Linked DNA regions of Homo sapiens: region 2 is linked to region 1. Evidence: chromatin loops called from intact Hi-C (ENCODE). Cell type or tissue: CD4-positive, alpha-beta T cell. All regions are shown on one strand. Each heading gives the region's core, and the rest is flanking DNA. Links, peaks and the distances in the headings are about the cores only.

What was found. Hi-C counts contacts between places; a loop is a spot of excess contacts. Peaks named below come from ENCODE experiments on the same cell type or tissue, not always from the same donor. Only the 100,000 strongest peaks of a DNase experiment are listed, where the experiment ranks them.
Region 2: it touches region 1 in a loop (24-fold over the local background); 2 of 110 quality-filtered maps call a loop at or near these places.

Annotation. Positions count from the first base shown.
Region 1 is chr15:81,097,982-81,114,942 of GRCh38, forward strand. It overlaps a transcript of CFAP161 not described here. Among named protein-coding and RNA genes, the nearest start is that of CFAP161, 28 kb to the right of the region's middle. RefSeq lists an enhancer at 13,624-13,783. In CD4-positive, alpha-beta T cell, for the core only: CTCF peaks have their summits at 8,690 (motif pointing right), 8,928 and 10,656 (motif pointing left); a DNase peak (open chromatin) is centred at 8,690; H3K27me3 peaks cover 703 bases.
Region 2 is chr15:82,193,968-82,207,911 of GRCh38, forward strand. The region is part of intron 15 of EFL1 (elongation factor like GTPase 1); the gene reads right to left. Among named protein-coding and RNA genes, the nearest start is that of EFL1, 62 kb to the right of the region's middle. RefSeq lists an enhancer at 4,293-4,352. In CD4-positive, alpha-beta T cell, for the core only: a CTCF peak has its summit at 4,243 (motif pointing left); a DNase peak (open chromatin) is centred at 4,224.

The DNA of each region.
Region 1 (16,961 bases), core at 4,566-12,565:
GATGGCCTCTTCCTGTCCCTTTCTTACCATCACCACTGCTATGTCCCCAGCCCAGGCTAAATGCCAGGCACTGGGAATGCAGTGATGAAAGGCGCTGCCTGTGAATGATTCATGGTTAGTCTATTGCAGGGATAAGCTGGCACAGAAAGAACGCGAATGTAAGGCGGAATAGGGTCAGTGCCGACATCAAGGAACAAAGAAAAAGCTAGAGGGGTTCAGAAGGAGAGCAATTGATTCTGCAAAGAGACATCAGAATGTGGAAGCCTTCTGGGATGGAAGGGAATTTCAACTGGACTGGGAAGGATGGAAAGGATTTTGAAGGCAGAGATAGAGGAGGAACATCTCTGACTGAGAAAACAGTTTGAACAAAGACTTGTTCTGGAAAAAAAGTAAATCGTCCTCCACATTTGGCAAAAACACTAACTGAGTTGGTTGGCAGGTAGGATACATGAAGGAGACAGTGGGAACTGAGGATAAGATTCTTTCACATGATATCTATTTTGCAATTTATAAATGGAATTTGGGTTCAAGCCTGTAGTCCCAGCTACCGAGAGGCTGAGGGAGGAGGATTGCTTGAGCCTAGGAGTTCGAGACCAGCCTGGGCAACAGAGCCAGACCCCATTTCTTAAAAAAAAAAAAAAAAAAAGATCTTGGGTTCAATATGTCCTTTTGTTCAACAACCCTGTGAAGTAGCAGAGGAAATAGGATTATTTCCTGTAATGGATCAGGTAACCCGGTTACAGGGCAGTTAATTCATTCTAAGTGACACAGGCTGTAAGTGAGAAAACCAGCACCAAATTTCACACTAATTTTACTACATTAAGTTTCATCTCTGGAAATCAAGAAGAGGTTTGCAGGGCCAAGCTAGTTGAAGCTCACCGTGGACTAAGAATCAAAGTTGGTTTTTTTTTCCTTTCTTTTCTTTTCTTAAGAGGTGGGTGGGGGTGTTGACAAGGAGGAAAGGGAGGAACCCACAAATGTAATTTCAGCAACAGTTCCCTTAACAACGCCCGCAGATGGATGAATTTCCGCACAGTCTGGTTCTCTGTTCCTTTTCTGTTCCTGAAGAGAAACAATTGAGGGAGTGAGGGATATGCAGTGATGTTTATCTTTCCAGCTCTGAACTTTCAAATTCTGGAATCCCCCAGGGTTGGGGAAGGGTGGGTGTAGTCACTTCCCACCGTTGCAGAGGGATGGGAGATGTAGCAACTCCTGTTGGGGCATGGGGCGGGGTGTGTGATTTCCTCCCAAATCGGAAATTTATCTCCCGAATGGGAGGCTGCAGAGAGTCATCAAGGACTTATCTCCAGGAGCAGACACCAGAGAGGAGCCCTGCCCAATCCTTTACCCCAAAGGGGGCGTGCTTAGCCCGAGGAGGAAGAAGAGGGTTTCCAGCTAAGAGTCAGCACCAAGGGCACCCGCTCTCATTCATGTGTCAATGAAGAATTCCTGCCAGACTTCCAGTACTGTCCTCGACCATGGGCAGAATCCCAGCTGCCCCTCCCAGAACACTCCATGCCACTGGAACTCAGGAGCGCAGGTCAGTTCTGCAATTGAAAGCAAAGGGGAATTTTGGTCCTTTCCTTGGATTGAGTCCAGAATTCTGGGATGAACAGCTCAGCTCCTAGAAATTATGCTCTGGAATTTCCAAAAGCTCAACAAATAGCCCCAACATGCAGGGTTGTCTGTTGAGATGAAGCATCCTTTTACTACCCTTAGAACATTACAACAGGAAGGAAGTCCCATCCCTTTTTTATAGATGAGGAAACTGCAGGTTAGAGAGGCTAAATATATATTAAATCAAGCATATTAATTCTAGTATTTAAATTTTCTAAGTGCTTATTTTATTTTAAATCTGTTTTATTAGACCTAAAGGTAGGTAAATCTTCCTCTCCTACTATCTTCCTCCTCACGTATATTTCCAAAGGTTTTTTTTCCCTATATTTATACAAGTAATTAGCTTCCGTCCATTTGTTTCATCACCTATAAAATAGGAATGATCTTTGCCTCATAGATGCATGAGTATTAAAGTACATAAGATAATACATGTACGGCATTTAAAGCAGTTTGCAAACACTCAATAAGTGTTATAAGAGGAGAAAATTTCCACTTAAAACTTCTTCCACCTTCTCTGCCTGTCTGCATCCCAGGTTTTTGGTATAGTCTGGGACTTTTGACAAAGTTTAATGCTCGTTACCATACTGATGTATTTTTTTTCTCCAAGAATTATTTAACATCTGCATTATTTTGAAACTGTATTCATAATACTTATTTCATCTTAGTTCTAAGTTTAAATTATTTCAGTGCTGATTATCTGTCCTACTGTAATACAGTCTTCTATTATAGAGTTCTTTATTTTGACGTACAGATCAACTGCATAGTATTTTTATGGAAAGGTACGGCAGAGGCATATTGAGACCTTACAGATACCTTAGAGTGTCTTTCTATTGCTTTAAATAATGAACAATGGATGACTTCTTGGGGTTTGAAATCTTGCTTTGCAAACTTTCCCCCTCAGAATTTTATGTAGCTGCTGGAGTACACTGAGGCTAGCTCCATTTTTCTTCCATTGCCTACAATTTTCTACATGCCTAGATAATAATAGGCATCTTCCTTTATCCTTGAAATAAAAAAATTATCTACTTTTTATCTCTTAAGAATTCTCATTCTTAACAAAAAGAGGTTTAAGTTGGCCAGGTATTTCCTTTTCCTCTCTCTCTCTCTTTTTTTTTTTTTTTAAGAGACACAGGCTCGCCATGTTGGCCAGGCTGTTCTAGAACTCCTGGGTTCAGGCAATCCTCCTGCCTTGGCCTCCCAAAGTGCTAGGATTACAGGAGTGAGCCACCATGCCTGGCCCCAGAATATGTCTTTGTGTCATCCTTTGGTCCTCACTGGATTTGTCCTCCTGCATGCTAGTAGCTCCTCTCATTTTCCTCCAGGTAGAGGGCTGGCTGGTTAAGTCTGTGTTACTAGTTCAATAACTTGGCCACCAACTTGGCTGGCTTGAGGAAGGAGTTTAGAAAATCCCTAGATGTGTATGCTTGGTTTTGTTTTTGATAATGCTGCTTTACTGGGGCAAACATTCCACATCTCATTTCTGATCAATCCAGCCTTCCTTCTGTGAATGGGTCCTGGCAAGGTTGGCAATGGAAATATTTAACAACCTGCCCTGACTAATCAGGAATAGGCAGAGGTAGTGTTGAGGCAGAGGCCTAGAAGCCCCTCTTGTGCCAAATATTTACCCTTTGTTAAATAAAGGTGGTGGTGGTGGCTGGGTGCCGTGGCCTGTCATCCCAGCACTTTGGGAGGCTGAGTCTATTGGATCACCTGAGGTCAGGAGTTTGAGACCAGCCTGGCCAACATGGTGAAACCCTGACTCTATTAAAAATACAAAAATTAGCTGGGTGTGGTGGCAGGCACCTGTAATCCCGGCTACTTGGGAGGCTGAGGCGGGATAATCACTTGAACCCGGGAGGTGGAGGTTGCAGTGAGCTGAGATCACACCACAGCACTCCAGCCTGGGTGACAGAGTAAGACTCTGTCTCAAAAAAAAAAAAAAAAAAAAAAAAAAGATGGTGGTGGTGGTGGGGTGATTCGTGAGTGATCTGAGAGGGAGAGGCTGGGAATGTTATTATAGTAGGGAGCATGCAGGAGGCTCTGGGCAATAGCTCTTTGCCGACCAGCATGGAAGTATAACAATGCATTAACACTCAAAGAGCCAGCCAGTGCATCTAGTGATGTCAGACTGAAGTCCAGCCCACAGTGTCAGGGACAATTCCTGTGGAGCTGGCCCCCAGGTGCTCTGTCAGTGTCTCTACTTGCTGTTGTCCTCTGGCAGGGATGCTTTGCAATGCTGTTTGATTGCAATGACATCCCCCCAAACTCAGAATCAGGATGGTTGTCTGACATTCTCCAGGAATCTAATCATGTGCCTGGCCAACTGACCTCACTACCTCACTGCAGACTACACCACCACCCTCTTCCAGGACAAAAGGTGTAGCTCTGAGGGTACACTTGGAGACGGCAAGTACCATCTGTAATATTGAACTGAGATTGGCATTTAGTTGTTATTGAATTTCATCATTCCCTGGAATTGAGCCAAAGAGTGGCTCTATCATGTGGCAGCCAAACTGTTAGGAGAATGGTGCCAAGTAGTGCAAATTTGTTCAGCACAAATAGCAATTGTGCTCAGAATATTCTCACACAAGGAGAGGATCAGGAAAAGAGTGGTTCTGATCTAGGTCCCTGAGCTGCTGGGTGAGGGCTGGGTCTGAGAACGTATCAGGACCAGGCCACGTTCACGTTTTCTAGGCCAGTTCCAGCACAAGACCTTTTGCAGAAAATTCAAGGGGAGGTGATCTATGCAGAGTGTTATGTAAATCCAGTCATAGAAGTGGGTCACAGGGCCCAGTGCTGTGGCTCACACCTATAATCCCAGCACTTTGGGAGGCCAAGGCCGGGAGATTGCTTGAGCCCAGGAGTTCAAGACCAGACTGGGCAACATAGCAAGACTTCTGTCTCTACAAAAAAAAAAATAAAAAATTAGTTGACGTGGTGGTGCACATCATTTCAGCTACTTCAGAGGCAGAGGTAGAAGGGTTGCTTGAGTCCAGGAGGTGAAGGCTGCAGTGAGCTGTGATTGCATCACTGCCCTCCAGCCTGGGCAACAGAATGAGATCCTGTTTCAAAAAAATTAAAAAGTAAGCCACAGATATTTTATAGATATGTGTATTTCTTCTGCAGAGGGCAGGCTGGTATCTGTGGCAGGCAAACCCAAAGAGACACCGGCTTAGCTTGCAGATACCTCAAGCCCCAGGACTCACATGCCAGGACAGATGATAGGACAAGAAATGTAGTTGATGTTGGATCATTACGTTGGGTATTAATTTGGAAGGGAAGAATTTGATCTATGGGGTTGAATCAATGAGGAAGTTTTATAGACATAGAACATCCAAAAGATTGATAATAAAGGAGGATTTTGGAGAGTCTGCCAGACAAGCCTTTAAAATGTACCTGGGTTGAAAGACCAAATATCTTAGCCTCACTGAAGGGCAGCCGCTGGAGAAAGAGAAGACCGAGGAAGCACATGATGATGATGATGATGATGGTGATGATGGGCAACTTTTATTGAGCACTTAGTATGAGCCTGGCACTGCTCACGTCAAATTTATATGTATTAACTCATTAACTCATTTACTTGTTGCAGTAAGTGAACAAAATAGATAGTATTACTGTAGTGTTGTGATAAAGACTGGTTTTCATCTATGATTCCTGGCTCATAACTCCCATAACACAAGTTACAGGCTTTTGTTATAATGCTGGATGTGTTTGGCCTCAGGAAACAGAATCTCCTGCCCTCCTTTCACTTGCCCCAAGGCAGGACTCTAGTCTTTCCCCACCCTTCTGATTGGAGTCTCAAGATCCTCCCCAGGGAGGATCCCACCCTATATCCTGGAGAAAGGATTGGGGACCTTATGAACCTTCCATAAAAACTCAAGAGGAAAACAAAAAAAACCCAAGAGGACTGTGAATTTGGGGAGCTTATGAATAGAATAGCTGACCACCTGGAGGTTCCTGGAGGGTGGTGTGCCCAGGAAGGGCATGGAAGCGCCGCGTCCCGTCCCCCATAGCTCGCCATATGCATTTCTTCACCTGTATCCCTTGCAGTACTCAGTATAATAAGCTACTACCTGTGTTTACCTGAGTTCTGTGAGCTGCTCCAGCAAATCTCAAACCTAGAGGGGATTATGGGAATCCCAACTTGAAGCCAGAAGGTCACATGCTCTGGAGGTCTGAACTTGCAACTGGTATCTGGCTTGAGGGGTAGTCTTGGGAACTGAGTCCTCAGTCCATGGGTTCTGACACTATCTCCGGATAAATAGTGTTGGAATGAATTGGAGGGCACCTAGCTGGTGTCCGCTGCTTGGTGAATGGGGGAAAACCCCCTCATGTTTGGTCACAGATGTCCTCTTCTATGTTGATGGTTATTGTGGTGGTATGAGAGGTGAGGAAAAACATGATTTCAGAGAGTTTTTCCCTAAATAATTACTATCCCCATTTTCCAGATGGGAAAATAGAGGCACAGAGAGGAGAACAAAAACTGCTCAAAGGTGACAGAGCTAATAAGTGATGGAGCTGGTTGTCAAGTGCTTTTCCACTAAAGAAAAAGAATGGGCAGCCTTCTAATTAAGTAATGAAAATCAAAATTTTTTTCTGCAAGGCAGAGAAAGTAGCAGTAGAATTCAGCATGGAAAACAGGGACTGGTTCAGTCAAATGCTGCCAGGAGGCATCCACAGACAGGAGCTTTTAGCCAACTTCAGTTTTCGCCTTCAATTTTCCCTCTAGTGCAGTGAAGCTGGGAAGAGACTAGAAAGCTGTGACAGTGAGCATGGGGCAGTAGGGACTGCTTCCTAGGCCTTACCCAGGTCGTCTGAACTGAACAGGAGCGGGCCAAAGTTCTGGCAGCTACTTTAAAGACAGCAAGTATTCCACAAGGAGCTGCAAGGAAGGTATCCTCTCCCATGAGTGGGACTTAGGCTGTGCCAAAGGGATATGGTATCCAAGGGAGTTACAAGGCATCCTTTTGATCTTATTTGGAAGGTTCTAGAAAGATTGCATTTGGATCTCACAGGCTGAGGAAATATATAAAAGAATTCTTTCCAAATATCTTATATCTAAGTCTTAAGTTATTCCAATCTGAAAGTGTGGAAAAATCATCCCAAATGCCACTAGTCAGAGGTTATTTCCAATCCCAATCTGGAAAACATTCTTCCAGGCATCCCTGTAGGCTTCTATACATGGGTATAAAATTTTACATAAATGGCACCTACTGTATATGATATTCTCTAGTTTGCTATTTATATGGCATGTTGGTTTTCTAGGGCTGCTGTAAGAAATTGCCACAAACTTGGTGGGTTAAAACAAGGGAAATATATTCTCCTATGGTTCTAGAGGCCAGAAACCTGTTACCAAGATTTTGGCAGGGTTGGTTCCTTCCGGTGACTCTGAGGGAGAATCTGTTCCATGCCTCTTCTGGCAGCTTCTGGCGATCCTTGATGTTCCCTGTCTTGTAGCTGTGTCACCTCAATTTTTTGTCTTTCTTTTCTTTTCCCTCCCTCCCTCCCTTCCTTTCTCCCCCATACCTTTCTCCCCCCTCCCCTCCCTCCCTCCCTCCCTCCCTTCCTTCCTCCCTCCCTTCCTTTTTTCCTCCCTCACTCCCCCTCCTCCTTTCTCCCCCACCCTCCCCCCTCTTTCTTTCTCTCTCTCTCTCCTTCCTCTTTCTCTTTCTTTCTTTTTCTTTTTTCCTTCCTTTCTTTTCCTTCCTTTCTTCCTTTCTTTCCTTTCCTTCTTCTTTTCTTCCCTCCTTCCCTCCTTCCTTCTTTTCCTCCTTCCCTCCTTCCTTCCTTCTTCCCTTCCTCCATTCTTCCCTCACTCCTTCTCTTCTTTCTTTTCTGAGACGGGGTCTCACTGTGTCACCCAGGCTGGAGTGCAGTGGCCCAATCACAGCTCACTGCAGCCTTGACCTGCCAGGCTCAAGCAATTCTCCCACCTCAGCTTCTGAGCCAAGCAGTCAGTGGCCACTGGAGAGGTTGGTTGGCAGAAGTGGAGGGATAGCAACTTATCTGAGACAAATAGAGGAGGGTTTCCTGCAATTCTGGGGAAACTGAGACCTGCCTATTGCAGCAGCTCATGACTAATGTATTAACACTTCCGGGCTGCTATGAGATCCAGATGGACAGGCATTTGAAGGCTGACGCAGGCAGAAGATTATTAAGTCCACGTGATGTGCAAACACAGGTTTTGGAGGATGGGTAGCTGTGTATTTCCAGTGAATAAAATTTATGATAATATGAGTGTTTGTACTGTACTACAGATGGTCCCAGGAGTGTGAAAAAGAAACTGAACAATTCACTGATGTGGCAGGTGCTTTCAAATATCCCCTTGTCTATCAGGCATTGTCGCTGGGGCTAAGGCTATGTCGATGAAACAAAAAGACCCCTGTCTTTATGGGGCTTACACTAGTCCAAGTTGCTCATTGCTAAGAAAAATTGCCCATAATAGGGATTTGCAGAGAAAATGCAAAGTGTCATGAGAACCAGGGAGTAGCAGACAGCTTAATCTGGGCTGGGGATGTTGCTGAGGGAGATGACTTCTAAGATGGTCTTGATAGATGAGTAGAAATCACACGGAGAAGAAGGGTCTTGAGAAAGTAAATTCAAATAGAGTTAAAAGCAAGGGCAAGAAAGACATAGTTTGGGGGAGTCTCAAGGATTTTGATATTTTTAGAACATAATGTGAAACAGGATTATTTGCAGGAGTGAAACCTAAGACTATTGCAAGTAGACAATAATTTAATAGGCTTCCGACATCAGACTGACGGGGTTTCACCGTGTTAACCAGGATGGTCTCGATCTCCTGACCTCATGATCCGCCTACCTCGGCCTCCCAAAGTGCTGGGATTACAGGCATGAGCCACCGTGCCCGGCTGGCTTTTAACCTCGGTGTTTATTACAGTGAGAGAAGATGTATCATTAGTTCCAGAAGCAAAGGTTTACAACTCCCTTTGGAATCAGAGACCCACTTGTAAACTGGAGTCTTCTGAACTGAGCCTGGAGAACACCTTGCTGTCACTGCATCATTTTTCTAGTCACAAATCAGAAGCTGTACCCACGAATTGCCACATGAGGGCACACTTGCCCAATTATGAAATTAAACACGCTCTTTCAAAGGTCAGGGAAGCCCTTGTCCTAAACATTTCTTCTGGATGAGACATTACTTTTGAGCATGAGAAACAGCCCAGTGTGGCTGTGTGGTGGCTCAAGCCTGTAATCCCAGGACTTTGGGAGGCCGAGGCGGGTGGATCACTTGAGCCCAGGAGTTCAAGACCAGCTTGAGCTACATAGCAAGACCCCATTTCTACAAAATATTTAAAAATTAGCCGGGCGTGATGGTGTGCACCTATAGTACTAGCTTCTCAGGAGGCTGAGGTGGGAGGATTGCTTGAGCCAAGGAGTGCAAGGCTACAGTGAGCTGTGATCACACTATGACACTCCAGCCTAAATACAGCAAGACCCTGTTTCAAACCAACCAAAACAAAAAACAAGCCCAATGCGACTATCTAAAACCTGCAAACATCTGCTGAATGAGGTGCCTGGAGGAATTTGAGCAGAAAACTGGTTCCCATTCTTGGTCTGCTGTCAGACTTTTCATAATAATAAGCAGTAGTATTTACCGAGTACTCACTGTGTCCTAGGTACTGTGCCAATGTGTCACACACGTCATCTTACATACATATCCACACTCATCATATAACGTGAGTGAGGTTATTTCTCCATTTTACAGATGAGGCAACTAAGTCATAGACTGTGATTCCACCCAAGGTTTACACAGCAGGTGAGTGCTTGGTTCTGCCATTTGGATTGAGAATATCTGACTCCAAAGCCTGTGATTTAAATTACAGAGGCTGGGCACAGTGGCTCATGCCTGTAATCCCACCACTTTGGGAGGCCGGGGTGGGCGGATCACCTGAGGTCGGGACTTTGAGACCAGCCTGGCCAACGTGGAGAAACCCCATCTCTCCTAAAAATACAAAATTAGCCAGGTGTAGTGGCGTGTGCCTGTAATCCCAGCTACTCAGGAGGCTGAGGCAGGAGAATTGCTTGAACCCAGGAGGCGGAGGTTGTGGCGAGCCGAGATCATGCCATTGCACTCCAGCCTGGGCAACAAGAGTGAAACTCAGTCTCAAATAAATAAAATAAAATAAAATAAATAAACAGAGCTGGTCATATAATATTGAATTATTTTCTAACCTCTTGTAACGGAAGTACCCAAATAAAACTGATGTGTATAAACATGGTCTGAGACCCACAAATGCTATGAACACATGAGGAAGGCTTTATTTTTCAATGTTTTCTTTCTCCTTTCCTCCCCTCTTATCACATTTTTTTTTTTTGATGGTGGGTTTTAGTTCTGACTCCCATGTTAACTTATGTTTTCCCATACTATCTCTGCACTTCCGTTTCCTCGTCTGTGAAACTGAGACACACCCTATCTTCTCCCATCAGCTTAAGGGAACCGGAGAAGCTGACGGTTTGGGGAAATGAGTCTGCCTTGATACCCTTCTGTGCACATTCATCCAGTATCTTTAAGTTCCTGGAAATGGTCTCTTTCTTAACTTTACCCTATTGTACTGTAAGTGAATAATTGCATTGCTTCCAAACCTTTTATAATTGCTGACTTTTAAATTGCAGAAAAATAGAAATGGACCCAAACAGATTCATTCTTGTTGCATTCTGAATCTTATATTCAATATGTGAAATGCTTTTATTTATATTTTTCTGAAGCCATAAGGGCCAGCATTTTTTTTTTTTCCCAACCAGCAACAGGAGATGAATGGGTCAATGAGAATCAGATGAGTGTTCCCACAGTTGTGGCCAGATAAGGGGTAGGAAGTAGAAAAGGCCCTGGACAAAAAGTCAAGTGACATTAATTCTAGCCCCTGCTCTTCCTCCTGAGGGGCTTGTGGTCCTCAAGGGTTTGGACCCACTCTGGGCTTTTATTTTCTCAGCTGTAAAATTAGAAGGGCCAAACTAGATCGGTGGTTTTCAATCTATGCTCTACAGATTCTTAGGGCCCTCTGGTGGGGCAAGGTGGAAGTTTTGGCCCCAACTCACCCTTTGAGTCTATCATAAGACCACCCTTTTTAAATCTGTGAGGCAACTTCAAAAGTTCTTGGGAAAATGTAATTAAAAGGTAAAAATAAAAAATATAAGCTTTATTTCTCAACATAACCTCCATCATATTCAAGACACTTTTGTAAGCAATGTTACCAGCCATTTAGTCCAGCTGTAAAGAATTGAGGTTCCTGGGAATTTAACCATGTCAATGCTGTCTTTTTTACATTATTAACTGAAGAAAAAAGGGTTTCCTTTAAAAGTTTTTCAAGATTCGGAAACAAAAAGAGGTCAGAAGGAGCCAAATCAGGACTGTAAGGTGGATGCCTAATGATTTCCCATTGAAACTCTCACAAAATTGCCCATGTATGATAAGAGGAGTGAGCAGGAGCATTGTCACGGTGGAGAAGGGCTCTCCAGTGAAGCTCTCCTGGGTGTTTATCTGCTCATGCTCTGGCTAACTTTCTCAAAACACTCTTATAATGAACAGATGTTATCATTCTTTGGTCCTCCAGAAAGTCAACAAGAAAAATGCCTTGAGCATCCCAAAAAACTCTTGCCATGACTTTTGCTCTTGACTGGTCCACTATTGCTTTGACTGGGCCACTTCCACCTCTTGGTAGCCATTGCTTTGATTGTGCTTTGTCTTCAGGATCATACTGGCAAAGCCATATTTCATCTCCTGTTGCAGTTCTTCAAAGAAATGCTTCAGGATCTTAATCCCCCTTGTTTAAAAGTTCCATTGAAAGCTGTGCTCTTGTCTGCAGCTGAGCTGGGCACAATGGTTTTGGCACCCATCAAGTAGAAAGTTTGTTCAACTTTGCTTTTTTCGGTTAGAATTGTATGTGCTCCAGCCTGGGCAACATAGTAAGACCCTGTCTCTACAAAAAATTTAAAAATTAGCTGGGTGTGGTGGTGTATGCCTGTAGTCCCAGCTATTCAGGAGGCTGAGGCAGGAGGATCACTGGAGTCCAGGAGTTTGAGGCTGTGATGACCTATGATTGCACCATGGCACCCCAACCTAGATGACAGGGTAAGACCTTATCTCAAAAAAGAATTGCGTAAGTTACCAATTGAGATGTCTATGATGTTGGTTATTGTTTCTACTGTTAATGTCAATTCTCTTTAATCAGGGCATAAAGAAGATAATATTTTTCCTTCCAAATTGATGTGGATGGTCTACCACTGCAGGCTTCATCTTCAACATTGCCTCATCCCTTATTAAAATTAATTATTCATTTTTAAACTGCTGATTTCTTTGGGGCATTATTACCATAAACTTTCATAAAGCATCAGTGATTTCACCATTTTTCCACCCAAATTTCTGCATAAATTTGATGTTTGTTCTTGGTCCAATTTTAGCAGAATCCATGTAGCTCTGATACGAGATCTTTGCAAACTGATGTCTTATCCTTCTTAGTGCCTCAAAATAGATCCTGTTCAGACATTCAGTACAGGTTAGTGTGAGTTTGTTTTGGTGCAAAATTTTTTTAAATCCATGTATAGTTTTTTCATAAGATGTGTCTTCCATGAACTTTTTGAAGACCTCTCATATTTGTTTTATGTAATTGAATTCTGTCTTGCTTTTGTTTAAAAGAAGTCTCCCCTGCTTAAAAGGGGGCAAAAATTTAAAAAATTTTCTGGTGATTTTGAAGGACAGCATCCTCCTATAACGAAAATATCAGTTAAAGGTCTCTATGTTTTTTGATATCTAGAATAAATGACTTGAAGCCCCCCACTCCCTCCATCCCCTTTATGCCACTTAGAAGTCTGAAACCCTCCCCAGGATATCTGTGAATTTCCAGGAGGGTGCTGTTCTCCTGGTCACCCTTGCCTCTGGGTGCTTCTGGAGAATGCATCACCACAGATGGGAAACTTCATTTCTTTTCACTCTCTTAGGCAGACTGAGACTAAACACTACTCTGGGTCCATGCCGGCATTCCCATACCCACCAGAGTGTTAACTACAAAAGGGTTTCCCTTTTTAGAAGCCAGTGGAGAAAGTAAATAGTAAGAAATCTCTTCCGCTCTCAGGATTTCATAGTATAAGCAGGCATATTACCCAAGTGGTCAGCTTCGGTGGAAGGGGACTGGAGACTGACCACCAGATGATCAAGGGCACTAAAAAGGGGATGCAAGACCTTAGGCTCATAGTCCTGTTCCTGGGGACGAATGCTGGGCTCTGGTGGCCATGCTGGGCTGCGGAGAAGCAAAGGTGCATTGTTGGTGTGATATTCTTTCCCCCAGGGGTCTGCTAGAAGCTGAAGGCAAAAATAGATGGAGACAAAAAAGACTAGGAGACCCTTTCTATGTAGAGACATCACTCTATGTTCTTTGCAGAGAATAGGAATACGTGCCTTTGATCAGATGAGCTATTAAAAAATGATTATGTAGTTCTGTTAAACTGGATTATTTTCAATATCCTGTCTGCTTTTTCAAAGGACTGTTATTTAGTGGGAAAACATTGCTGAATTCCTTTCAGAGAAATCCTCCCTGTACTGACCCTTCGGCAACACACCTTACACATGTAACTACTTGTTCAGAACAGTCTTCTCCTTCTGACTCTCCACAAAGGCGGGGACCATGAGTATCTTATTTCCCACTGCATCCAGAAGGCTGAGCACAGTGCTTGACGCACAGTGAATTTTGGTTGAATGAACAATTGAAAGGATTTGCCCATTGCAGTGTCATTTTTCCAAGACCTGACAATATCACTTTTGATTCTTTTCTTATTTAGTTCCACCTCCTTATCCCCGCTGCCACTGCTTAAGTCAGCACACGGCATCACCTCTCCTGGGGCTATCTTTAACTAGGCTTCCTGACCCCCTACCCTGGCCTGTCTGCTTTAAATCCAGGCAATGGCCTGTAGCCCCAGCAACCTTCCGAAAGCTCTACTCTCTGTCCCTTGTCAATTTCCTCTTCTGAAAGTTTCAGGGGCTCTCCACTACTTGCAGAAGAAAACCACCAACTCTTGCCTCGATGCTGAAGGTACTTTCCCATCATCTCCCCTCTGCCTCTCATCACCCTGTGTCCCTCCTGGCCCTTGCTTTCTTGCTTCTGTGCTTGGCCTCATCCTCCTTCCTCTGCCTGGAAAGTGCTTACCTCTGTTCTTGCATCTGCATGTCCAAATCCTATTCATCATTTCTATTATTATGTCATTTAAGTTTCAAAAAGTCTCTGAGTCATTGTTCCTTAAATAGCAGTTTTAAAAGGTGATTCTAAAGAAAAGGATTTGATGTTGAAATTAGCTTAGGAAGTGTTGTATGGATTATTGCCATTTTGTAGATTTATAGTGCAGGCCATTAATTCAAGGATCTGAGAAGATCTGCAATCAAGAAACCTATTTAACTCAGCATTTCTCAAATTTATTTGACCATAGAACCCTTTCCCCTTTCACACCTATTAACATATTGCAGATTATTTTGGAAATACTTTCCCGAGAGTTACCAGTAATATCTTTAATCTGTTTTTAATGATGAAGATGCTGAGGCTCAGAGACAAAAATACTTGCGCAAGCCGAGTGAAAGGAGCTTCAATCTGTTTTTTTTTTTTCTTTACTACACTGTGATGACTTACATTTGTCATCCAACAAGAACTTTTAAACTTTCCGAACTATGGAAAGTAAGACAATAGCCTGTATTTATCTTTCCTAATATCTGAATTTTGTCCCACTTCTCTTTTCTAAAAATGATTATTCCCAAGTTTTTCTTTCACTTTTCTTTCCTGCCAGATGTTTTACAAGTAATGAAAGGCTCCAATTAAATTTTCCCAAGAGCTTCATCAAATAATGAAAACAATACATAGAGCATGTTATATCTTTATGAACTTAAAATTAAAACATAATTTTGAGATTACATATAGGTATAATAAAACTATATAAAAAGAAAAGCAAGTGGATAATGAACACAGGATTTAGGAGATGGTTACCTTGGCTGGAGGTAGGGAGGGATGGGGAATGAAAGACTCTTATATTTAGATGTAGATTATTATCAAGATCTTAGCTTTTATTTTGGGGTTATAGGTTTACAAGTGCTTATTACATTATTTAAAAATAACCGGCTAAATAACTAGAGGACCACTGCTGAGAGTGTGTCATAATCCAATTTAATGTACCTGAGACCCTAAAATAAATACATAAATCATAAAAAAGAAAACAATAGCAAATTAAGTTTTCTAGTATATAGCTAGTTTATGTCAAAATAATACTTTTAAAGCGAGGTGAGTGGTGGCCTGATTTTAAGGGGATATTTATTGCTAAGTAATACTGAGTAAATTGCACAGCATCCAATAATGTATGAGTGCATTTCTGTTTTAATCTTGGCTTTGAGAGTTTTTGAGGAATGTAAATTTAAAACTTGATATAATCACATGTAAAATGAATATTTTATGATAAAAAGAGTAAAAAGTAATAAAAGGAGAATTTAAAAAATCCCTTGCATATTTATTATTTTATTATCACCTGGCTTTTAAATTCATCTGCGTTGTAAGTTGTGAGATGATTCTTTATGTTACTTTGTTTATCTTGTTAAGATTCATTTGGGGAGTCAAGGGACTCTGCTCATGCCCAAGTCTGTGCCCTCTAATGAGTAACACCAGAGACTGCACAGTGTCCAGGAAATAGACTTCAGCAAACTAGTCTAGCCAAGGTCACTGGAGTGTTTTCCAACACTAACAACCAATTATTGATTCTCCAGACACCAACTGGGTGTCCAACAATTAAATTCCACTCTGACATTAACTACCTGGAGTTAGTGTCAGATTTCACAGGCTAAAAGCGTTCGGTTTTACAAGACTGCCTTCACTTCAGATGCCAAGTGCAAGTCCTGGGCCACCCATACTTCTGGCTGTAAAATCAGGAGTTCCCATGGCCCCCTCCTCAAGTTCAATTATTTGCTAGAATGACTCATAGAGCCAGGAAAGTACTCTGCGTTTACTGATTTATTACAAAGGATGTTATAAAGGATACAACTCAGTAACAGCCAAATGGAAGAGATGCATAGGGTAAGGAGTGAGGAAAGGGGTGCAGAGCTTCCATGACTTTTCTGGGTGCCACCTTCCCAGCACCTCGATGTGTTCACCAGCCCAGGAGCACATCAACATTTATTGTTCAAGAGTTCTCTCAGAGCTTAATCTCCAGCCCCTCACCTTTCTTCTTGGAGCTGGGTCAGTGGAGCTAAAAGTCTCCACTCTCGAATCACTTGGTCCTTCTGGTGGCCAGTCCCATCACGAGGCTATCTAAGGGCTCCACCCTAAGTTACCTGATTCGTATAAATTCAGTGTGATCAAAAGGAGCTTATTATGAATAACAAAAGACATTCTCATCATTCAGGAAATTCCAAGGGTTTTAGGAGCTCTGTGCCAAGAACAAAGAAGAAAAACCAAATATGTTTCTTATAATACCACAGTTGCCAAACAAATATACTAGCAAACAAGCAAACAAAAACAATGAGCCCTGGGCATGGAGAAAAAATAGACAGAGCTGCTACAACATACAGGCATACCTCAGAGATAACGTGGGTTTGTTTCCAGACTGCTGCACTGAAGCATATATTGCATTAAAGTGAGTCACATAGATTTTTGTTTTCCCAGTGCATATAAACATTTATACTTACACTATACTGTGGTCTATTAAGTGTTCAATGGCTTTATGTCTAAAAAATGTACATATCTTAATTTAAAAATAGTTTACTGCTAAAAAATGCTTAGAGCCATTTGGGCTTTCAGTGAGTTGTAATCTTTATGATAGTGGAGGATCTTGCCTTGCTGTTGTTGGCTGCTGACTGTTGAGGGTGGGGGTTGATTAGGGTGGCTATGGCAATTTCTTAAAATAACACAACAAAGAAGTTTGCCACATTGATTGACTCTTCTTTCACATGTCAATCTAAACAAACAGAGAGAGGCTCTCTGAAAGAAAAGATGTATGTTTGGGGATAGAACATCGCAATGGGAATATGCATGTCATAGTAAACTAAGTGCATATTCATGGAGGTAGAGGAAGACGAGGGTTTTTGTTTGTTTGTTTGTTTTAAGACGGAGTCTCGCTCTGTCGCCCAGGCTGGAGTGCAGTGGCGCGATCTCGGCTCACTGCAAGCTCCGCCTCCCGGGTTCACGTCATTCTCCTGCCTCAGCCTCCCGAGTAGCTGGGACTGCAGGCACCCACCACCACGCCCAGCTAATTTTTTGTATTTTTAGTAGAGACAGGGTTTCACCATGTTGGTCAGGATGGTCTCTATCTCCTGACCTTGTGATCCGCCCACCTCGGCCTCCCAAAGTCCTAGGATTACAGGC
Region 2 (13,944 bases), core at 764-8,763, 1.1 Mb after region 1:
AGGCTACTCTCTGTCTGTCTTTGCTTGGCACTGGAAAATTCCTTTGTCTTTATACTTAGCAGTAGTGTAATCTTAGAGAAAGAACTTTAATTGAAGAAGACTTTACTGAAGACTCACTTGGGAGTCCCTAGGTGAGTTTAAAACAGATCATTGAAATCTTTTCCACAGCTGGGTTTGGTCAGTAGTGCCATTGGGCGGACTGGATCTTCAGCCCAAGCACAATCCCAGTTCCTTTATCGGGAGGTATCTATACCATTCTAGACTAGACCAAATTTCGCTCTTCATTTTGATAAAACCAAACTGCTTCCTAAGATTCATTCCATAAATATTTCTTGAGTATTTTGTGCAAAGCAGATTACTAAATACTGCCAGAGACACAAAAATGAATCCGGCGCCATTCTCAAAGAACTTGTAATGTCTAAGTCTTAAATTGCTAGGACACAAAGGAGAACATTTCAGTACTGACTTACATTTAAAGAATGATCTGAAAAACACAAAAAGCAGCTACTAATAGAAATAAAATAGGATATACCTTCCAAAACATGAGAATTTAAAAATGCAGAAAAGTATAGTCAAAAATGCACTTACAGAATTATTAAAATCAAAGCATAAAATAATCAAGGACAGAATATATCAGTGATAATAAGGGTGACCACATAGAACTTATCATCCGAGCTACGATTTTAAACGGTGAAAGGCGACACTATTAATAACTTCTCCAAGATGACAGGCATAAACAGGATGTCCTCAGCAACCCACGTTGTAAGGCCTCCCTAGTTATGAAAATAAATAGCTTGCTTTACTCAAAAAGATAGATGAAGTTAGTGGGTTCAAATGCTCAGCTTCTCTACTTTTCCACAAAATCTAGTAGTCAATGTTTTCGGAATCTTGTAATCAATGAGGCAAAGAAAACAAAATAGGATACACAGAAAGATTCTATGATGAATACAAAGAACAAAACTATGGATCTGCTATATTTTAAAATAAACTTAAACTTGGTAATGACTTGTGACCTTGGGAAATAATGTATTTTTATATCACGTAGCGTTCAATATCAATACATTCAAATTATTGTTATAATTTTACTAATAAACTGTCACTTTCTACCTGTTTGGGCTTTTCTTAAAGACAATTTTATATTTTAGCATAGGTTTAATGAACTTGGTTTCGGTTATAAACTTGTCTAACCTCATAAGGGGAAATTTTTCAAATGTATTATCCAAAAAACTCTGGATGTATCTGAATTATGTAGAAATCAGACTTTAATGAGCCAAACTCAAATCCAGAAAACACTCAAAGTTACTCTGAGGAGTGAAGATATTTAGAAAGACCTAAGTAAGACTAATGTTCTGTTACCCACAAACTCTTAGAGCTGTGTTTTCAGGCTGTAAACCGTGCTAGTGTATCTCATGTCTGGGCAGATTAATATATCTACTAATGAAAAACACACACCCAACCTCGTTGCCTACTCTAAACTGATGTAGGCCCTTGGGAGAAATTAATTCTTGGGGAACACAGTGAACATGAGAATCAACGAAGATGTACACAAGCTGGTGGCCACATCCTAGAAACTCAAGTTTCCTAATAAGCTGGACCTCCAGTCTCTCTTTGTGATTTGCTGTCCCTCAAGTTTCCCATATGTAACCTAGAAGCTAAACGCCAACAAACTAATGAGTAACTGTAAGAATATCTCCTAGAACTTCCACAGACTCCATTTTCCTCCTGCTCAAACTTCTATTCCATTTCTGTGCTCAGAAGCAGCACCTGGGAGGGGAGCACACAGTCATTCATTTATTCATTCCCACCCACACTTGAACATGCATCCTAGTAAAGTGCACCCAGGCTCAACATCAGAGATATGCCTAAAGAATGAGGACCCTTGCCCCAGGAGCTCCGAGACACTAACTGAAAACACAAACAATGTAAAGGAATCAATGTTCTAAGGGAGATCTATTAAAAGAAGTACAGGAACTCAAAGAAAGGAAAGAGCCAGATGTATCTGTCTGACGCAGTTGGGGAAGGCTTCCAAGAGGCGGTGACATTTAGCTGGCAATGAAGGGAGAAAGAACACTTGAGGAGAAGAGACAGCGTGTACCGAGACACAGAGGCATGAAAATCGTGGTATATTCAGGAGTGCTGAGAACTGAAGCATAGGGAGGTCAGAAGAAGCAGACAGTGAAGGGTCTCTTTCCAAACTGAGCAGAACTGACGAATCCTCACTGTCAGCTTCTCTCTTCCTTTTGAGGAGCCCAGCTATTTCTCTGCCTGTCCTTTCCAGTGGTTTTGCCCCTTACAAAGGGAAAGACCCGGGTTCTAGATCAACTCTCAAACTATCAGCTGCCCAAGCTTGGAGGAGACCCAGCCTCTCTGTGAGTCTCAGATTATTTATAGGAGAAAGGGCCTACAGAACCTATGAAACTCAAGGGTTCTATATGCAGAGTATCAAAAATCATTAGAGCATATTTTCATTTTTAATAATCATAGTAAGTGAGAAGAATCAGTAACAGTGTTTCAAATAATCTCAGCTATACAACTACACAGAAAATAAAATTATAGCTAATAAGCAATGGCTGGGATAGTGTAATTTGCTGAGCAAGTCAAAATCCTTTCAGTTTTTTAATATGCAAAATGAAGAGAAATTTACCACTAAAGTTTGTTTCAAGGCTTAAGTAAGAAAACAAACAAAACTGACTCAGTGAACACCTGGCATGCAGTTGGTACTAAATAAACGTTGGTTAAATCTAATTTGATATATCTTTCAAGTGCATTAATAATTGTGGCTTCGGCCGGGAGCGGTGGCTCTCGCCTGTAATCCCAGCACTTTGGGAGGCCAAGGCGGGCGGATCACGAGGTCAGGAGTTCGAGACCAGCCTGGCCAACATAGTGAAACCCTGTCTCTACTAAAAATACAAAAATTAGCCGGGCATGGTGGTGGGTGCCTATAATCCCAGCTACTCAGAAGGCTGAGGCAGGAGAATCGTTTCAACCCAGGAGTCAGAGATTGCAGTGAGCCGAGATTGCACCATTGCACTCCAGCTTGGGCGACAGAGCAAAACTCCAACTTAAAAAAAAAAAAAAAAAATTGTGGCATCATTGTTAGTATCAGTTAACAAAATATATGCAAATATAGTGAAACTGATTATGTAAACTGTTTAGAAAGTGAAAATTTACTATTGTCATTTTAGAAAATTGAAGGCTTGTGGTTTTGAAGAAAAACAACTATTATACAATAAATCTACTAATTGCTCATTTTGTTTAGAGCTAAAAAAAATGTTCCTCTTTCCTTTCCACCCCTATTCCCAGGGGACAGAAAATTTACCTTTGATTTCCAAGCATATCTGATTTCTTCCAGTCATTATAGAGTCAAATAATAAAACAAATTCAGATACAACAGTGAAGGAATAACAACTTTTACTTCAATTCTACACTTGAATCAATAGACTCAAATCCTTAGAAATATGATCATCAATGCAATTATGTGCTGAACTGCTAAATTAACAGTCATCTGGGAAACATAAAACAAAACTAGTGACAATGTGCTTCTAATTGCATGGGGGTTCAGGATATTAGTGATATTTTATATTCTGCTTCATTGCTCACTAAACAGCATATATTTTCATAATAATGCTTTTTTCCAACTAGAAACAACCAAAGGTGTCATAACTCAATTTCCAAGATGAAGAGAAAACAAAAATAGAGAAAATATATACAGTTGAAACAATGCCTTTAGTAGTTGGAAGAGGGGTAGGAGGGGCAAGAGAATGAAAAAAAGGGCCAAAATAAATTTAAATGCCTGCTTTGAAGTCATTCTTCAGGTTGAAACAGCAGGCTAAATCAATTTCAACTCCTCTATATTAATGATTCAGTCATCTCTAAGCCTCCAGTAATAAAAAGTGCCTGCCTGCCTGCCTACCTGCTGCCTGCCCTGCCTGCCAACCTGCCTGCCTGCCATGTGTAAGACTCTGGGCTAGGCAGGGGGATATAGTCTATAACCTACAATGAGAAGTCCTGGGTTGTGTTAACGAAACTGTAGCACAGTAAAGCACAAAATCTACTGAGCATTCATATGCCGTTAACCCTAAGGCCCTTTATAAACAGTTACAGGCTACACGTTTTACACATGGGCACTGGTGTGGACAGAGCACAGGCTCATGCATGCGCTGACATTGAAATTGCACTCTGTTTCTCTGTGATTTGATGAAAATCTGTGGGAAAGGCTGCCCCCTTGTGTTCATCTCAGTGCAGTTGTGACCCTGCTAGAGCTGGAACATTGCAGATGCCTTTTACCATCATCCCATGATGGCTTCAGAGAGGGGACTTCGGCCTGCTCAGTCTCTACCCAAAATCAAGGCCAGTGTAAACGAGAAAGTGCCAATGCTTCTGAGCTCGTTCAAGTCCAAGAAAGCCATTCTGGACCTCTCCCGAGGCACAGCCAAGTGAGCTAGTCCTCATGGATCCAATCAGGATAACTATTTTGTTTTGTTTAAAAAACAAAAAACTCCTGCTTATGAGAAGAGATCTTTGGAAGGATGGAATTCCTCTATGTCAAATGGCCTCTGGACCTCTGGCTGTCTGAATGTCACTTAAAGCAACCCACAGATAGAGAAGAGGGCACAGAGGGTACTGAAAACAGCAACGTAACTAAGAAATACAGGAAAACCCAAGACATGGACAGTGGAAAAGGTGAGGAAGGGTCCTGGAAAACCAACCAGGAGAGAAAGGAAGGCCATAGAGATTCATCTACCTCAACTTCCTTCTATGCAGATGCAGTTTCAGGTCTGGAAATTCCCACAAAGTGGCCAACTTGCCAGAGGTCCCACTGGTAAAATCCAGTGCTGTTTCTCCAACCAGAGGATGCCTTATTTACTAGTTTGCGATCAAAACTGTGAAGCACCTACAAATAATTTGGAAGACTAAGCACCCAGTATGAGAAACCTAACCTAGTGATCAATATAGAACCAAACATATAGTAAGCACAAAATAAATGTGAGTAAATGATTAGGATATAAAATTAAGCCAATAAAGATTTCACTTTTCAGAGGAAAAAATAGTTCACTGCATTAAAAAAAAACAAAACCTGCTTTTTTTCTTTTTAAAAATCTTTGGATCCTGAGAAAGGAAGGCTTATGAAAGACACCTTATATTCCTTCCTCCCTCTCTCACATCCTTCCACCTCCAAATCCCAAGTCCAAAAACAGATAAAATTAGGGAGAGGCTATGTCAATGCAGGAAAAGGTCTTATCCAAAAGCCAAAAACTTTGAAAAATGGAACTAGATTAAAGGCCACCCAGGTATATTAGAATTAACTTATGACACTAAGATAGCAGTTGGTTGCTCCAGAAGTTGAGAAAGAGAGAGAGAGAAAGAGAGAGAGATCCTGGGCTTCACAAATATCCGAGAGTAAGAAGGCCAAGGGCATAAGTCTTTGTCTCAGGGAAGACCCTCAGGCAAAAGTAGTTCTGGCTGCTGCCTTCTGGCTCAATTGGAGACAGCTAGGACTGCGGCCCGCAAAATAAGACCTTGTATGAAAATGGAAAAGGCTACTCCCTCAAAAGAAACTAGTGCTGGGATAATTTTAACTGTTTCAAATCATTTATTTGGTAATAATAAAGAAACCAGAACAACATAATGCTGGGTTTAAGCTGCAGTCCCAGCTTTAGCTCCCTAGTGAACTTATTTAAATTCACACACATGAATTTATTTCTTACTATGTATGCATGTATTATGCATAGATAGAAGTCTGGAAGAATACACCGATAACACCTGTAGGAATCAGCCCTAGGAAGGCAACTTGCTTAGCTTTTTCTATATAATTACCTTTACAGTAAAAGAGTGGTCATAATTTACTTCTGTAAATAAGATGTCTTAACATAGACATTTAATGTATCGCAGGAGATAAAATCATTTCAAGTTTATATAGAATAAATGTTTAAAAATAGCCCCCAATTATTAAAGCTAAAAGTGACAGAACCAGATTCAAAAATGAATTATTGATACCCTCAAAATCAAACAATACAGGCTTGCAAATACAGCAGAATAGAAAACAGCATCCAGAAACAAACTACAGTTGTATGGGAAACGTGGTAGTGAAACAGCGGGGAAGGAAGCAGGGGCAGGGGCAAGTTTATTTGATATACTGTGCTGGCACAACACCTATGCATCGGGAAAAAAACAAACCTGAATACCCAAGCTTATGCATTACCTGGGTCATGCCCTAGAAAGGCTTAGCCAGGCACATGAGAGTTATAGAACGTAAAACATTCAAAGAAAAACACAAGGAAGAGTACAAATGCCAAAATAAATGGTAGAAAATAAGAGAATTTTTTTAAAAAAGAGGGAAAGCAGTAGTGGAGCTTAAGTCTATACAGCACACCTATGAGAATACTATACAAAATAACAACTTTAGGCAGAGGCAATTGAGTCTTGCCTTCCCTTGGCAGCAACCTTAGCTCAGGAGACTGGAAACCGGCTCCAAGCAGCTTCTGGGGGGTAATCTTGGCTTTACAAAAGCCTGGGACAATGTTCTCCCCTCCTGTTGACTGGACCATGGCACAGAGAAAAGAACAGAAAGATACTCAGAATATTTCTGCTTCTCTTAACATCAAATGGCCTCACCTTTTTCAGTCCAGGACATACCTGGGAGCCTCCCAGAACACAGTGAGGGCAGGAAGAACCAGTTAGTTTCAGTGTACTATCTGAGCTAAACAAAAAATCCCCAGTGATAACATCATCTTGGCTCTGGGAGTTGAATAATCCGAACACATTAAAACATCACTACTCTGATATTCTTTAATAAGAAATGTTCAGACCAAGAAAGTATTTTGCTTTCACCTAAAATTCCAGTAGATTTATACTGAAAAGCCAATGTATTCACTTCTAAAGAAATATTTCTATACTTTCTATCTCCCTTATGTACTTGAGAATTTTTTTTTTAAGACAGTGTTCCACTCTGTCACCCAGGCCAGGGTGCAGTGGCACGATCACAGCTCACTGTAGCTCCAACCTCTTGGGCTCAAGCAATCTTCCACCTGGGTAGCTGAGACTACATGCAAGTGCCACCATGCCTGTTTTTTTATTTTTCTATTGTTTGTAGAAACGGGGTCCCACTATGTTGCCAAGGCTGCCTGAGAATATTTTAAACTTTGAAGAAAATAAATGATGAACACTAAATAGCTTCTGGCTGCTCATGTATTCCCTCGCCTAAGCGTATTAAGTGATTAATTGATTCATGCATTCAACCAATATACATTGAACACTCAAGAGATCTTCACCAGGAATAATTAAGTGTGAAGATTTGGGAGGCCCAGTCCTTAGGGAATTTGCAGTTAGTCCTCTCTAAATCAGCAGGTCTGGGTGTTAGGAAGGTAAAAGCTCTGTGCTCATCTACAAAGGAGAGGGGGACTTTCTTCCCTAAGCAAAGATAACTAACTCTCCTCACTCTATGTATAAAACCAGAAAAAGGCCAAGTGTTTTTTAAAAGACCATAATATATTGTGTTCCAGGGAAGAATCTACGTGCTTGCAACCCCTACTGCTCTTAACATAATTCTGGAGGTTCAGTTGAGGATTTTCCTTGTAAACGATATCTTAAAAGAATAAATATATCCTTTTATTTTAATAAAACAAATTATACTGCAATTGTGTGGGCTGCTTTGTATTTGTGAACCATTATTTTGTCAGAATATCATTTTAGAAGAACATATGCCCATTTTTATAGTTAATAACTTCTTGCAAAAAAAAAAAAAAAAAAAAAGAACTCAAACTTTCACTCTGAATCTACCCCACACAGCTAATGGCTTTGTTGAACAGGCATATGGCTTGTCAGAGAAGAATCTGGGACAATATGGTTACTACTGTTTCCTTCTCCACTTTGTCTGTAAGCTTGTATTAATACATATGCCTCCCAGTAGAAAACTCTCTCCCTCCTCCTACTTTAAGCCACAGGTTCTGCATCAGCCACTCCTCCTTCTCCAAAATGTCTACTTGCGGAGTCACACTCCAACCCGAATCTGGAGTGGGGCTCCAACATCAATGTTGACAATTCAGGAGTTTTAAGGATTCACTCCTTTTGCCTTGGTTCTCAGAAAAACTAATTCCCTCTATCACCTCTGCTATTTCAAACTTCCTCTTAAAAGCTATCAAAAAGTTTTGAATCTTTGCAACACTGAATAAGAATGGAGAGGGAAAGTCAGAGTTTCAGCAACAGACAGTGAATCTGATTTCTTTTCTACATATATTGCTGGACGACGTCTTTCAGATCAACTTCACTAGAACAAAAGAGTACTTTTCCCCCAGAAAAGTACTCTTTTCCTATTTTTTTTAGTAGCCTACTTAAATTCTTTGGATTAAAAAAAATTGCATTTAAATAAATGACATTTTTTAAAAGGGGAAAGCATTCTTTAATCTTCATAATTAAGTGCTTCACTTATCATTTTCTTTCTTTATGTGTGACTTTGGAGGTCTATTTGTTAATTATAATATTTCCCAAGGAAATCAGTGATAACAATTATGTTGCTTAATTGACATTTTGCTTTTTGATATTTTTTTGAAATGAAATAATGTGCATCATCCCACAGGATCTTCGGAGCTGCCTTCCATGATCCTCAGCTCACAAATAAGAAACCAAGGATCGGTGAGGCAGAAGAGAGGATCAGAGAGGTTGAAGAGAAGATCAGAGAGGCCTGTTGCCCAGGGCTACAAGGCTTAAAAGTTAGCTGAACTAGAATTTTAACCCAAAATATTCTATTTCCAAATTAAACACTTTTTACCTCTCTACTCAATTATATGGGATAAATTCTACAAGACACCACCAGCAAACTCAAGGAAAGATATTAATAGTGTTCCCTAATTTTTTTTTTTTTTTGAGACGGAGTCTTGCTCTGTCGTCCAGGCTGAAGTACAATGGTGCGATCTCAGTTCACTGTAACCTCCGCCTCCCGGTTTCAAGTGATTCTCCCGCCTCAGCCTCCCGAGTAGCTGGGGTTACAGGCATGTTCCACCACACCTGGCTAATTTTTGCATTTTTAGTAGAAATGAGGTTTCACCATGTTGGCCAGGCTGGTCTCTTAACTCCTGACCTTGTGATCCACCCACCTCAGTCTCCCATAATGCTGGGATTACAGGCGTGACCCACCACGCCCAGACTGTTCCCTAACTTTTTGAAGAAAAAACTCGTTAATATTTAAGATATAAAAACAGGTAAAAGAAAACTAAAACAGACAATATAGGTCCACTACTCATCTTAAGAAACAGACCTTAACTAATACTTGTGTATTTCTCCTCAGTCATGTCCTCTCTCAAGACAACCATTAACTTGTACTTACTGTTTATTTCTCTGTGCATTTATTTATTTTTTATTGCATATATATCTGTTCTTAAACAATATATGGCATGTACATGTTTTGTTTTTTGGGTTTTTTTGAGACGGAGTCTCGCTCTGTCGCCCAAGCTGGAGTGCAGTGGCGTGTGGCGCAATCTTGGCTCACTGCAACCTCTGCCTTCCGGGTTCAAGCAATTCTCTGCCTCAGCCTCCGGAGTAGGTGGGATTATAGGTGCCCACCACCACGCCCGGCAAATTTTTGTATTTTTAGTAGAGACAGGGTTTCATCATGTTGGCCAGGCTGGTCTTGAACTCCCAACCTCGTGATCCACTCACTCCCCCTTGGCCTCCCAAAGTGTTGGGATTACAGGCGTGAGCCACCGCGCCTGGCCACATGTTTTTAACCTTTATATAAGTGGTCTGCAACTTGCTTGTTTTTAAAATTAATTCTATTTGTGAGACTGACTGAAGTTGATACATATAATGTACTTCATTCATCTTCACGAATGTATAATATTCCATTGTGCACCATAATCTACTTATCTATTCTTCTGCCAATGGATATTTAGGGTGTGTCCCTTTTTCTGCTTTCATAAACAGTGCTACTATAAATATCCTTGTACTTGTCTCTTTAAGAGTGTACTTAAAGCTCCTCTAAGATACACACCTAGAAGTGGGATTGCTACATCCTGTTGTCAAGTATTTTTTCAAGTGGTTGTATCAATTTACAACAACAGTTTACAAATGTTTGAACTGCTCCATATCTGTAACACAGAACACTGTCAGATTTTAACATTTTTGTCATTTTAATGGTTATGAAAGGACATTTCACCGAGATTTTAAAATGCATTTCCTTGATTACTTCACATCTAATGTCTGCCACATGTCATGTTTCAGGTCATACTAGAAACATGTTTCTCTATCCAGTATCACCTTTCTCCTAATCATATACTTTACATTTTCTGGAAAGACCGAAAGACCTGCCAAGTCTTTATAATAACTGCCACTACTCAAAATTCATACTTACTGTTATAACTGAAAATCACCTTTCCCCCAAGCTATCTTCATAGTCTTTAAAAAATACCTTTCCTTTTGGAAATCAAAAAAAAAAAATCTACTTAACCAATTTACCCCTGTCTTACAACTTGCACTCCAATCAGACTATATCAATTTATGGGCGTAAGAGAGTATATTTCCACCTTCTTCAAAGCCCTTTTGACAATCACTTGCTTTTCTGTTGGAAAAAATCAAATCTGAACTTATCAACCAAAAGACTATTGTGTGAACCATCAAGGATATCTTCCTAACCTGCATGAAACCATATAAATGTCAAATTATTTCTCCATTCTGTCATGTGCCAAAAATACTAAGAATAGAGGTCAAATGTCTCACTATCTGTTCCTTGAGCATGACCTTTGCTTGGCTCATTACCGCCCACCTACTCTTTCCTCCTTCCTATATCTGACATTTGACCTGCTAGTGTCTTATTAGTTTAGCTAAATTCCAGGCTCTGGCCTCTCTGGCCTGCCCAGTGTTGGCATGACAACTATGCTGATAAATACTCAACTCACGAAGTATGTTTCCAGCATATCTTTGGAAGAGAATATGATCTGCAGTCTATTCATTATTATGTGCAAGTTCTAAATACAATTGTTCACTTTTTCAACTACTGTACCTGAAATAGGATTAGTAGGGCCAAAACCACAGATGGAAATGAAGAAAACTGCAACAAGCCTATCAGCTGAGTTTGCAGGAGGTGGCTCTATGGCAGGGGAGACTGTCCCCTCTTTCCCAACAGGAAGCAAGAGGACCTAATGCTTGAGAGAAGATGGTCTCACGAGCATTTCCTCCAAGCTTGTAACTAGGGAAGCCCCAAATCATGAATAGCCTATAGTCCCTCTGGCACTTTACTCAAGACAGTCTTATATTTCAATGTCTATGCAATGCTCACTGGACTACCCATCTCCACTTCTTCCCAGAACCTCATTACCGTCCAATTTAGTCAAGGTATAATCTAATGATTTGCTAGCAAATGCTCGTTGTGGCTTTTCCATGCATCTACCAGTTTTCAGAATCTTATTCTGTCCAAAACCTTCCTTCTTAACAGATGGCTATGTTTTCTACATTGTTGAGTTGGAAGAGACTATAAACCTTGTATTATTGACCATTTAAGTTTTTCATTGCATCTTTTATCTTTCCTCTTTTCCTACCTATTTTCCACTGATACAACAAGTATAATCAAACTCCAGTAAATACACACACACACACACACACAAACACACTCCTTTGACTCAACTATTCCTTCAAACTGTTAACCCATTTTGCTCCTTTCTTTAACTGACAAATTTCAACAAAAACTGTTCCAATTATCTCTCATTTCATCTTCCCTAATTATCTGGCCTCTACATTGTTAAATGTCATTTAAGAGTAAAAGAGGAATATACTCTTTGAAGATGGAGGGGAAGAGAATTCCCATCAAATAATCCTTTGTTCTTATACAATATCTATGGCAGCAATGGGCTTATTAGTAGATAAACAGTTATTAGATTATGAAGCTGTATTAATCTATGTGTTCAAAAGAACTTATATAGTCATTGCCAGTTACTTCAGACAGTGAAAATGAGAATTAACAGACACATCTTAAGTTGTAAAATAAGCATTTTATCAACCTGTATGCTAACAATCTGATCTGGGTGATAGACAAGGGGACTCCCACCTTCCCATAACCTGCTCAGCAGCTTCAAGAGCTAAAGAAATCAGTGGCTTGTCACATCTGTAAAAGGCAACTGTAATCCACTAGTCGCAAAGCATTGAATTAGAGTACACATAAAAATATGATAAAGAGAATATAGCATATCAAATAAAAGAAATTCATTCCAAATTATACTAAGATTCAGACCATAAATGATTTCCTTTGAGAAAAAAACAAACCAAATCTCAATTAGAAAATTAAAATATAAAGTCATCTATGATAAGCAGGAACCAAGACTTAAAGATGATACATAATATATTAGAAGAATTGTAGTATATAAAGAATGGGTTATTTAAGGGCAGAAGGAAAGATACAATGTAACAAGTCATCAATAAGACATCAAGAGAAAAGGAAAAAAACTCAAGTAATATGGAAACATATTAAATAACTACAGATACAGAAGTAAATATCCCATCTTAATAAATATTATTATGGGATCAAGGAAAGTTACTTAATCTTTGTGTCAATTTTCCCATCTGTGAAATGTATGTATCTCATTTGGCAGGGAATAAAGAAGATAATCACTTCCGAATATTTAGTATAATTTCTAGCACATAGTAAGCTCTAACTGATGTTAATTATTGTCATGAATATAATCAGTATTAACACTGGTCTCCATTACAAATAAACTGGATAGTCAATCTGATTACCTATGAGCATAAAGTACCAAAACTGACATAAGAAACAGTAAAAAGAACCTGAAAGGGACAATAACAATTAACAACTAACCAAATATAGCTGACTTCATGGGTGCTAATATCCAAAATTTTAGGGACCAGAAAATTGCTATGCCATTTAAACAGACTAGAGAACAATAAAAACCATCCCCTAATTTGTGATTTGTTTCATGCACCTAATATAATGCTGATATCAAAACTCCACAAATACAAATATACACAAAAAACTACAGACCAAACTTACAAATATAAACGTTTTACTAAACTACTGACAAACTGAGTTCACTGCTCAATAATATACTTGAAATACACTCACCTAATACTGTATTCCAGAAATAAAAACTGGCTTAATATTAGGAAATGTGTTAATATGATTCATGGCATAAGAGGATCCAAAATAAAACCCTCGTATGTGTCACCTGAAAGATGTAGAAAAGACCATTTGATAAATCTCATTATCTACCCACATTTTAAAAATTAACCTAGTAAACAGAAAAAGGAGGATACTTCCTTTTCATTATAAAAAACTAACCCTAATCTCAAGGTAACATATATATATATTTATGTGTGTGTATATATATATATATATATATACACACACACATATAACATATATAGATAACATGTATATATAAATTCCTCTAACTTAACAAATGAAACAAAGATTCTTATTGCACCACTATTTAACACTGTTCTGAAAGTTGCAGCAAATGCATTTAAACGAAGGCAGGGAAAGCTATATTCAAAGAAGGGATTGTCTCCAAGAGAAAAATATACAGGTTAAAAAACAGTATAGGAAGTATGATTTTTAAATTAAAAAATGCTACTGAACTGTGTACTTTTTAAAATAGTTCAGATGGTAAATTTTATGTTGTGTTTTCTTACCACAATTTTAAAAAATATGCATATATATGGACAGAAAAAGACTGATGGTTACCCCTATAGTAAGCAATAACTCTTATTTAGCTTATCTGCATTTTCAAAGTTGAGAATAATTGATTGATTGATTTTTTTTTTTTTTTTGAGAAGGAGTTTCGCTCTTGTCACCCAGGCTGGAGTGCAATGGTGCGGGCTCGGCTCACTGCAACCTCTGCCTCCCCCGGGTTCAAGGGATTCTCCTGCCTCAGCCTCCTGAGGAGCTGGGATTACAGGCACCCGCCACACACCCAGCTAATTTTCTATTTCCAGTAGAGATGG